2 separate regions of the Homo sapiens genome follow, and region 1 is linked to region 2. Evidence: read pairs that join two places in POLR2A ChIA-PET (ENCODE). Cell type or tissue: HepG2. All regions are shown on one strand. Links, peaks and the distances in the headings refer to the core of each region. The heading gives the core; the rest is flanking DNA.

Region 1 (4,391 bases), core at 188-4,187, 410 kb after region 2:
GTTCTGTGCCTCTCTCCAAGTTTCGGGAGCTTGCCAACAATCCTTGGAGATTCTCGGCCTGGCGCTGCACTAGTCCTATTTCTACCTTCTGCCTCCATCTTAACGAGGCCTTTCAGCCATGTGTGCCCACTCTGCGTCTCTGCATCACCAAATCTCCCTCTCCTTACAAGGACACAAGTCATAGGACTGAGGGCCCACCTTAATCCAGTATGAACCCATTTTAACTCAATACAGCTGCAATAATCCTATTTCCAAGTGAGGTCATATATTCTGGGGTTCTGGGTATGAATTTGTGGGGGATACTATTCAACACAGTACACCGACTATATGCCGGCCATTGTGCCCCATGCCATGAGACATACCAAAGATGTACTGGAATGGAGTGGTGTGTCTAATAATGACGTGAGCCCTGGGCTCATATCCATTCAGTGCACACTTCCTGAGCACCTATTGTGTGCAAGGTACTGTGCTAGGGGCCAGAGGCCTAAGGATGCCTATGATGCAGCCCCAGTGCTTAGAGAGCTCACAGGGCAGGGAAGGAGCCTGGGGTCTGGCAGGGCTATCTATGAACAGTTAGGAGAGTGGGGTTCCAGTCCTGTCTCACCCTTTCATAAACTGTGTGACCCTGAGCAACTCATTCCTCTCTTGACCTATTCATTCTCTGTAAAATGAGGAGGAGTGGGCAATCTCTAAGGTATTTTGAAGCCCTGATGTTCTGAGAGCCTTTTTAAATGTGGGTGAAAATGCTTTGTAAACCACAAAGTGCTATATACACAAGGAGAGGCAGAATAACATGAATAGTTAAGGGAGTAAATCAGTCGGCCTGGGGTTCAAATCCCAGCTCTGCCATTTGTCAGCCCCTATGACCTTAGGCAAGTTAACTTAACCTCTCCAGACCTCAGTTTCCTCTTCTGTAAAATGGAATAAGAATGCCCAATTCACAGAGGTATCATGGGGATTAGAGGAATTAATCCATGCAGTGTTGAGGCCAGGGCAGAGCACACAGCAAGTGCCCAATAACTATTAGCTATCATGATCCCTAGACATCCTCTCTACTACCACGGAGCTTACAGTTAGGTGGGAGATAAAACTAATGGGTGGAAAAGCTACAGACAAAGACCAGATAATGGATCAGTCAGAGGGTTCTCAAGTACCAGCATGGAAAGAACCCTGGGACTGGTGCAATCCAACCCTAGGCACGTATCTGCCCTTCAACAGCAGGACGGAGAGCAGCAAGGCCAGGGTCACTCCATAGGCCCAAGGACCTAGAAGACCAATTGGAAAACTCTCTGGGAGTAAGGTGAGCTCATGCAACAGGATAAACTTCTGCTCAGAAGTCAAACTAGCCTGGGTTCAAATCCAGCTCTTACCTCCTCATGGGTGGCCTTGAACCAAAGACTTAACATCTCTGTGTCTCAATTTCTCCCTCTGGAAAATAAGAATATGATGGTGGACTCTACCTCACAGCATTGTTGTGAGGACTAACATGTTGTATATAAACCACCTGGTATGAAGCCAATCTCCAATAAATGTTAGCTGCTGGTAACACACCCTCCACCAAGAGGGGCAGACACCATTACTCCCAATGGATTAGGACTGGGGAAACATCACTCCTGCTCAGAGATTAATCAGATGCATATTTCGGGAGTTTTGTGAAGTAATGCTTTTTACTACTTGTATTAGTCCATTCTCACACTGCTACAAAGAACTACCTGAGACTGGGTAATTTATTTAAAAAAGAGGTTTAACTGACTCGCAGCTCTGCAGGCTGTACAGGAAGCATGGCTGGGGAGGCCTCAGGAAACTTACAATCATGGCAGAAGGTAAAGAGAAATCAGTCACGTCTCACATGGCTGGAGAGGGAGGAAGAGAGCAAAGCAGAAGGTGCTACACACTTTTAAACAACCAGATCTTGGGAGAACTCTGTCATGAGACAGCACTAGGGAGATGATGCTAAACCATCTGAAACCATCCCTGTGATCCGATCACCTCCCTCCAGGCCCCACCTCCAACACTGGGGATTACAGTTCAACACAGGATTTGGGTGGGGACACAGAGCCAGACCATATCACTACTCTACATCTCAACAGATCCAAAAAGGCCAACACCGTCCAAAGTCAGCCACTGCCCAGGAGCCAGACCAGGAATGCAAGGTGACGCCTCGTAAGTGTCATTGTGAAAGCGGAGCCAGCTCCGTGCCAATCCCCTGCCTATTTCCCGTTCTTGCCTGAAGAATCCCCTCCCCCCGTTTCTGGCCACACATCTCATGCTTTGGGATTTGTTTGTCCTTGTTCTGACTCTCCCACTCCCAATCCTTGTCTGGCAAGTGGGCCCTGCCTTTGGAATTCTCCACCCCACCTTTAGCTCATCAGCATGGGTTCACTCCCTGACAAGTGAATCCTCCACATTGCTGCCCCAGACCCAGAAACTACGCAGTCCCGAGCCTTCCTGGAACCTTCAACATGAGTTCCAGCAACACTGAATTGCTCAATAGAGCACTGTTTACATTAGGACTTTCCTCCACAGCCAAAACCAGAATACCATCCTGGAGCGGTTTAAACTGATAGGGGTTATTCATCTCCTACAGTAAGGCTTAGGCAGCCCAGAGCTGAGAGGGCAGCTTAGCCAAGCTCTAAAGGACTCAGGACAGCTCCCAGCTGTCCTGCCATCCTTAGTTCTGCCATCCTTAGTTTTCCTCTTCGTAGCTTTTGCCTCATGGCCACAAGATGGCTGCCGCCTTTCCAGACATCAGTTCCACATTATAGGCAGAACAAAGGAGGGGAAAAAAAAAAAAAAAAAAAAAAACAGCAAATAAGTCTATACCTATCGCAAAAAGCAAAAACTTTCCCAGAAATCCTCAGCTTACTACTCATTGGCCAAAATTATGTCACATGGTCACCTCTAGCTGCAAGTAACCAGTTTGAGGTGAAACATGTTGACATGTTGACTTACAAACAAAATATGGGTAATGTTAGTAAGAAAGAAGAATTTATTTATTTATTTATTTATTTATTTATTTATTTATTTTGAGACAGAGTCTCACTCTGTTGCCCAAGCTGGAGTACAGTGGCACAATCTCAGCTCACTACAACCTCTGCCTCCTAGGCTCAAGCAATTCTCATATGTCAGCCCCCCGAGTAGCTAGGACTACAGACATGCACCACCACGCTGAGCTAATTTTTGTATTTTTAATAGAGACTGGATTTCACCATGTTGGCCAGGCAGGTCTCAAACTCCTGGCCTCAAGTGATCCGCCCACCTCAGCCTCCCAAAGTGCTGGGATTACAGGCGTGAGCCACCATGCCCGGCCAAGAAGAATAATTTAATATAGAGTAAACCAGAGGTCTGCAAACTACAACCAGTGAACCAAATCTGGTCCACTACTTGTTTAATGTTTAAAAAATTATTGATATATCATAATTGTATTTTTTGAGTACATGTGATATTTTGATACATGTATATAATGTATAATGATTAAATCAGGGTAATTGGGATACCCATTACCTCAAACATTTATCTTTTGTGTTAGGAGCATTACAGTTCTTCTCTTCTAGCTATTTTGAAATATACAATAAGTTATTGTTAACTATAATTCTTCTACTGTACTATCAAATACTAGAACTTAGTCCTTCTATCTAAAACTGTATTTTCGTACCCATTAACCAACTTCTGTCCATTCCTCCATTTTTATAAATAAAGTTTTATTGAAATGCAGCTGTATCCATTTGTTTACAATACTACAATAGCAGTGTTGAGTACTTTCGACAGAGACTATATGGCCCACAGAATCTGAAACACTTACTCTCTGGCCTTTTACAAAAAAAATTTGCCAACTCCTGAAATAGATGATTGGTAGCATCTGCCACAAGTACTAGAAAAGGAAGACATAATTTTTTTCTGGAAATAGCTTATTATTTTCAAAAGAGCATTCCAGTAATAATGAGGAAAAAAAAGATTTTTGCTCTGCTTACATGTATTTTGTAGTTTAGTGTTAATTTTTACTTTGAATTATATGTGGGATGAATGAGAAGCCTTATAAACTTCAGGGATTAGGGTCAATACGGTTCTTAAATTGGCCCTGATTTCCAGGCATTCCTACCCATGGTCTGACTTCCATTCATTCCACAACGAGGCACTAGGCACCTACTGTGGCAGGCATTGTGCTAGGTCCTGGATAAGGACAGGATGGACAGACGGATGGATGGATGGTTGGATGGATGAACAGTTGGATGGATGGATGGATGGATGGATGGATGGATGGATGGATGGATGGGAAACTGTGAGAGATAAAGCAAAAGAGAGAGAGAGGAACAGAGAAATTAGACTAAGCAATTTCATGCCTTCTCAATTTTGCCTAGAAAATATGTGTGTGAGGAGGAAATGCCATTCCA
Region 2 (4,391 bases), core at 216-4,215:
CCTTGTTGCAGCACATTAAATTATGGTGTATGCACCAGTAGAATTTTAGACAGTCATGAAAAAAATGATTATTACAAAGAACAGATTGTTTCTTGGAATGCACCTTCCTGATGAGGCAGCACCCTTTCTCATTCTGTGCTTTGTAAAAATTGCAAACTGGCTACCAGGCCTCAGATGTCCCCCAGAGCTCCCTGTCTGAGGACAGAGCAAGGTAGAAATCATCTCAAACCAAGCTGAGCCCTGTGGTCTGGAGTGTCCCAGCTACAGGCATAGTATGCACCCTGCCCAGACCCCTGGCAAGCCCCTATGCCCAGTCCCCCCTTCACACTCATTTTTGGGTTGGTGCTGCTTTCTAGTTTTTCTCTCTGATCTGTTACTCTCCTAGAACGTAAGGGCCTGGGAGGCAGGAATCTCAGTTTATCAGACTCTCCCGTTATCCTTGTATAATATTTGCATTAATGGGGACAATGATGGTGTTGATGATGGTAGGAGGAAGTTTAGTGCCTGGTAAAGCACTTTGGGACCCACAGACTGGAGTTAGGTCCCAGGACCCTCACTGACCATCTTGCTTTGACGCTTTTGACCTTGACTTACACGAGCATCATCTCTGATCCTCATCACTGCTTTGAGATGGTGAAATTATCATCATCCCCATTTTTGAAGCTGAAGAAACTGAGGCACAGTTTAAGTAGCTGCTTCCAATGTGATAGAGTGAATGAGGGTTAGAGAAACCTGGATTCAAAGCCTGCCTCCACCCGCTACTGTCTGATGCTGGCAAGTTTTGCAACCTCTCTGCACCTCCCTGTCCTCAGCCAGCCCCTGCACGGGCTTAATAAATTCTAACCACTCATCCCTTCCCACATGCTGTGAGCAAATAACTGCTTGGGAGCTACTGGGCTCCGGGCAGAGAGCAGCTCTGCCTGAGTCACTCCGGAGCAACTGGTATTGATTGGGTGGGCACACCACCAGTGGCTGGCAGGGTGGGCCCCTAACCTCTGCCACCCCCGCCTAGGCCTCTTGTTCCTCTGTCTCCAATCTCATCCCACCATGGCTGTGAAGAACAAGCCCACCTTCCTGCCTCATGCCCTTCTCTGGGTCCTCTCAGCCACAGCAGCCCCCAACCTGCATTTTCACCCTCCTCCAAACAGGCACTCCATGGAGGGTCTGCCCTCAGCCCTGCATTGCTGAGAGAGCCTCACTGGAGGCAGGGGACAACTGAGGGGTCCTAGACAGGATGCTCTCAGGAGATGGCGGCCAGGAGAGGGGTGGGGTCAGCAGGATGATGAGGAAGGGACCGGCTGAGGGGGCCGAGGAGACAGAGCCTACAGGGCAGGGAGGAAGGGGGAGGCAGGGGCCTAGGACGACCCCCATGGCTTGGTCTTGAGCCCACAGAGGAGCAGGTTTGGGTGGAGAGGTTGAGTTTTATTTCTGATACATCACAGGGAGGCTCGGGGAGAGCAGGAGCAGGGATCTAATCAACAGGTGCTCAAGAGAGAGGCCTGTGCTAAAGACTGCCTGAGCCTCTCCTGCCCAGTGATGGCCTCGGAGCTGGGGAGTGGGGGGATTGGAGGGCGGTTGGAGGAGGAGAGGGGAGTGTGCTCTTGGGTGTATTCTGTCCTCCCCTTTAGCCTCTCAGGGCACTTCTGCCCCTTTCGGGTAGGTCCAGGTGGGGCAGCAGGATGCTAAATCCCCATCCAGTCCAGAAGTCAGCCTCTCACCTTGTGACCTCCTTTGGTAGGAGAACTCTCCAGTCTGTTTATCCATCCTGACCTTCAACCCATCGAAAGCAAAATATTTGGTTTTTAGAAACTGCCTGTTTGCTTTTCTGCTTCCGGAGGCAGCCAGAGCTTTGAGAGACCCATCCAGATGTGGGCTTGGAGCAGTCAACCCCCAACCTTTGAGGACTGAGTCTCTCAGAGGGGAGGCGGCCGTCCCTGGGGCCTGAGTCCCAGAGTGGGCTAGGCTTGCTTCTCCTGAGAGTAGACAGGAGGCAGGAATCCTGGGGATGCTTAGCCCTGCTGGCCCATCTGAGGATGGGAGCAGTGGGCCCCAGGAACATGTCTTTCCTGCCGGCAAGAGTTGGGAGGAGCTTACTGTGTGTGTGGGGGGGTGGGAAGCCGAGGTGCCCTGGACAAGCACACCTAAGCTGGGGTCTCAGAGTCATTCTTAGTCCCCCGTTCAGGCCACCAATTACTGCTCTGCAGAATTCACATGTGAATTACACACAGCTAAGGGGAAACAGAATCCGGCACTCTTAGAGTTTATATTTCCACAAGGAAGAGAAAACTGGCATAATCCTGCCTGCCCTGTTTACCCAGAAGTCCCTAAGATGATCATCTCGTCCACCACCTCCCTCATCTTCTGAAGAAGGAAATCTGGAGGGTGAAGGGACTTGCCCAGGGTCACACAGCAAGTACCTGAACCCAGGCATCCTGGGTCCTACACAGCAGGGCTCCCATTACCCCAGGCTGCTCAGAGGAGTTAAAGGAGATGGAAGTGCCTTTGTGTTCGGGTTGTCGATCCTGTATTTCGGGAGAAGAGGCAGGTCTGAAAGCTCTGGCAGCAGCTGCTGGGTGCCCCAACAGCCAAGAAGCCTGGCAAGGGGTTGTTGACCCCAGAGTCCGGGGTCCCTCCCTCCCTTTCATCGCTGACTGTGTGGCCAGGTGAGGCCCGGAGGTGAGGGAAAGCAGGAGTAGATGGGAACTGCCTTTCTGTTTTAAGGCCCCTCTTAAACGGAAGGTGGGGAGGCAGAGACAAGTCTTAAAGGAGGCCCAGCTTTCTGGGGTTACCTCTGGGCTGCGGCTGAGCCCTGGTCTCTTTCTCAGACCAGCTCTTGAGAAGCCTTGGTTACAACCCTGAGAGCTGATCTCTGAGGGTCTGTTACTAGAAGAGGCCATTAGCAGCATTTTTTTTCCTGCTATTGCATTTTTACGGCCCACAGCTCCTCTGGATAGCATTTTGCCCATTAAATCAGATGTTTTGAAAAAAAAGAAAAAGAAAAAAAAAGGCCTGGTAATCATAACCATAAATCATAAGTCACGTTATTGTAAGTGGATGGCTTCCTGGCTTCCTGGGATCTGTGAATCGGAGGCAGTGTGTGGGAAAGCTTGCTGTAATGAGGCGATGGGGGAGGCCAGGTTTTCCCAGGGGGGTGTCGTCCACCAGCCAGATACTTCACAGAGCCTTGCTTCTGGATGACTTCCACCTCAGCGAGGGGCAGCACATTCGTGGTGAGGCTGGGGGCGGTGGGTCGGCGGGGGCACCAGGGAAAAGCGAATCACAAGAGGAGAATGATGTCGGCTGCCCTGAACCCTGCTTGATGTTTCTATGAAGAGGCAGAGCCCCATCCAGGATGCCCCCAGCTGGGTTTCTGGAGGGTGCGGAGACCTTGGCCAGGATGCCTCCAAGGGCCTGGGGGTTCCTGTGGTCCATCACGCTTGCTTAAGAGCTGGAGCCCTTGACTGACAAGAGGACAAGAGAACTCACATGGGTATGCAATGGGGGCGCCCAGGCTCCATCAGCAGTGCCTCCGTGATCCAGCCAGTTCTCCTCTGAGTGTGAATAAAGCCATTGCAGAAGGGTTTAGTAAACCCAAAGAGGAGAATTTTCTAAAGGCGCTGGATACACATAAAATACAAGTGTCTGAGCCCTTCCGAGAGGGCCTGGGCTCTGAGGAAAGGGAGGAAAAGGATAGCTAAATGTTTATGAGCAAGCAGCAGATCTTACTCCCCAGACGTAAGGAAACGGAAATGGGCACAGAGAGACTCAGGTGCTTGCCCAAGGCTGCACAGCAGCCACAGGCCCAAAGACTCCTCACTCATGCAGTCAAGGATCACCCGTCCTCAGTGGCTCAGCTAGGGAAAATGTATTTAGCGCTGTTGGGGACTAGGCCCTGCCCTCAGGCCTGGAGGTCTGGAGGATGAAGATACATTCCTGTCCTTCAGAAGCTTGTGCCATGGCAAGAGAGAAAGACACAATGCAATTATGATGCCAGGCCCGGAGAGCCATGGATTATTCTGGATGTATAGCCATGGTTCATTCTCTGAGGGAGTTGAGACAGCAGAGGAAAAAAAATACTGCACCAGAAGCAAGAACACAGATTCTGCGAGGGGACAACAGTGGGAGGGGTGGTCTTTGTGTGTGTCGGGGGCAGGGGAGACGGGGTGGAGGCAGAACTAAGGAGACCCTCCCCTGCACCACGCTTTGGCTGGATCTTGAGGGACACGTGGACATTGATGGGGAACAGAGGACTCCGAAGGGCGCTGCCGGGGGTGGAGAAGGTCTGCCGAAAGGCATGGAGGTGCAGAAGGGCAGGGCACAGCCGAACTGCAAGGTGTAGAAGGCCAGCTGGGAAGGGTTCTGATACCAAAGGATTTTGGACTTTGTCCCAC

Evidence for each region. ChIA-PET counts read pairs that join two places held together with the same protein. Peaks named below come from ENCODE experiments on the same cell type or tissue, not always from the same donor. Only the 100,000 strongest peaks of a DNase experiment are listed, where the experiment ranks them.
Region 1: POLR2A ChIA-PET joins it to region 2 with 5 read pairs; 2 of 35 experiments call an interaction of 5 or more read pairs at or near these places.

Annotation. Positions count from the first base shown.
Region 1 is chr11:45,796,756-45,801,146 of GRCh38, forward strand. No RefSeq gene overlaps it. Among named protein-coding and RNA genes, the nearest start is that of SLC35C1, 6.2 kb to the right of the region's middle. In HepG2, for the core only: no CTCF peak of the experiment used is centred there; a DNase peak (open chromatin) is centred at 2,516; H3K27me3 peaks cover 382 bases.
Region 2 is chr11:45,389,740-45,394,130 of GRCh38, forward strand. No RefSeq gene overlaps it. Among named protein-coding and RNA genes, the nearest start is that of LINC02687, 21 kb to the left of the region's middle. In HepG2, for the core only: no CTCF peak of the experiment used is centred there; DNase peaks (open chromatin) are centred at 852 and 1,802; H3K27me3 peaks cover 453 bases.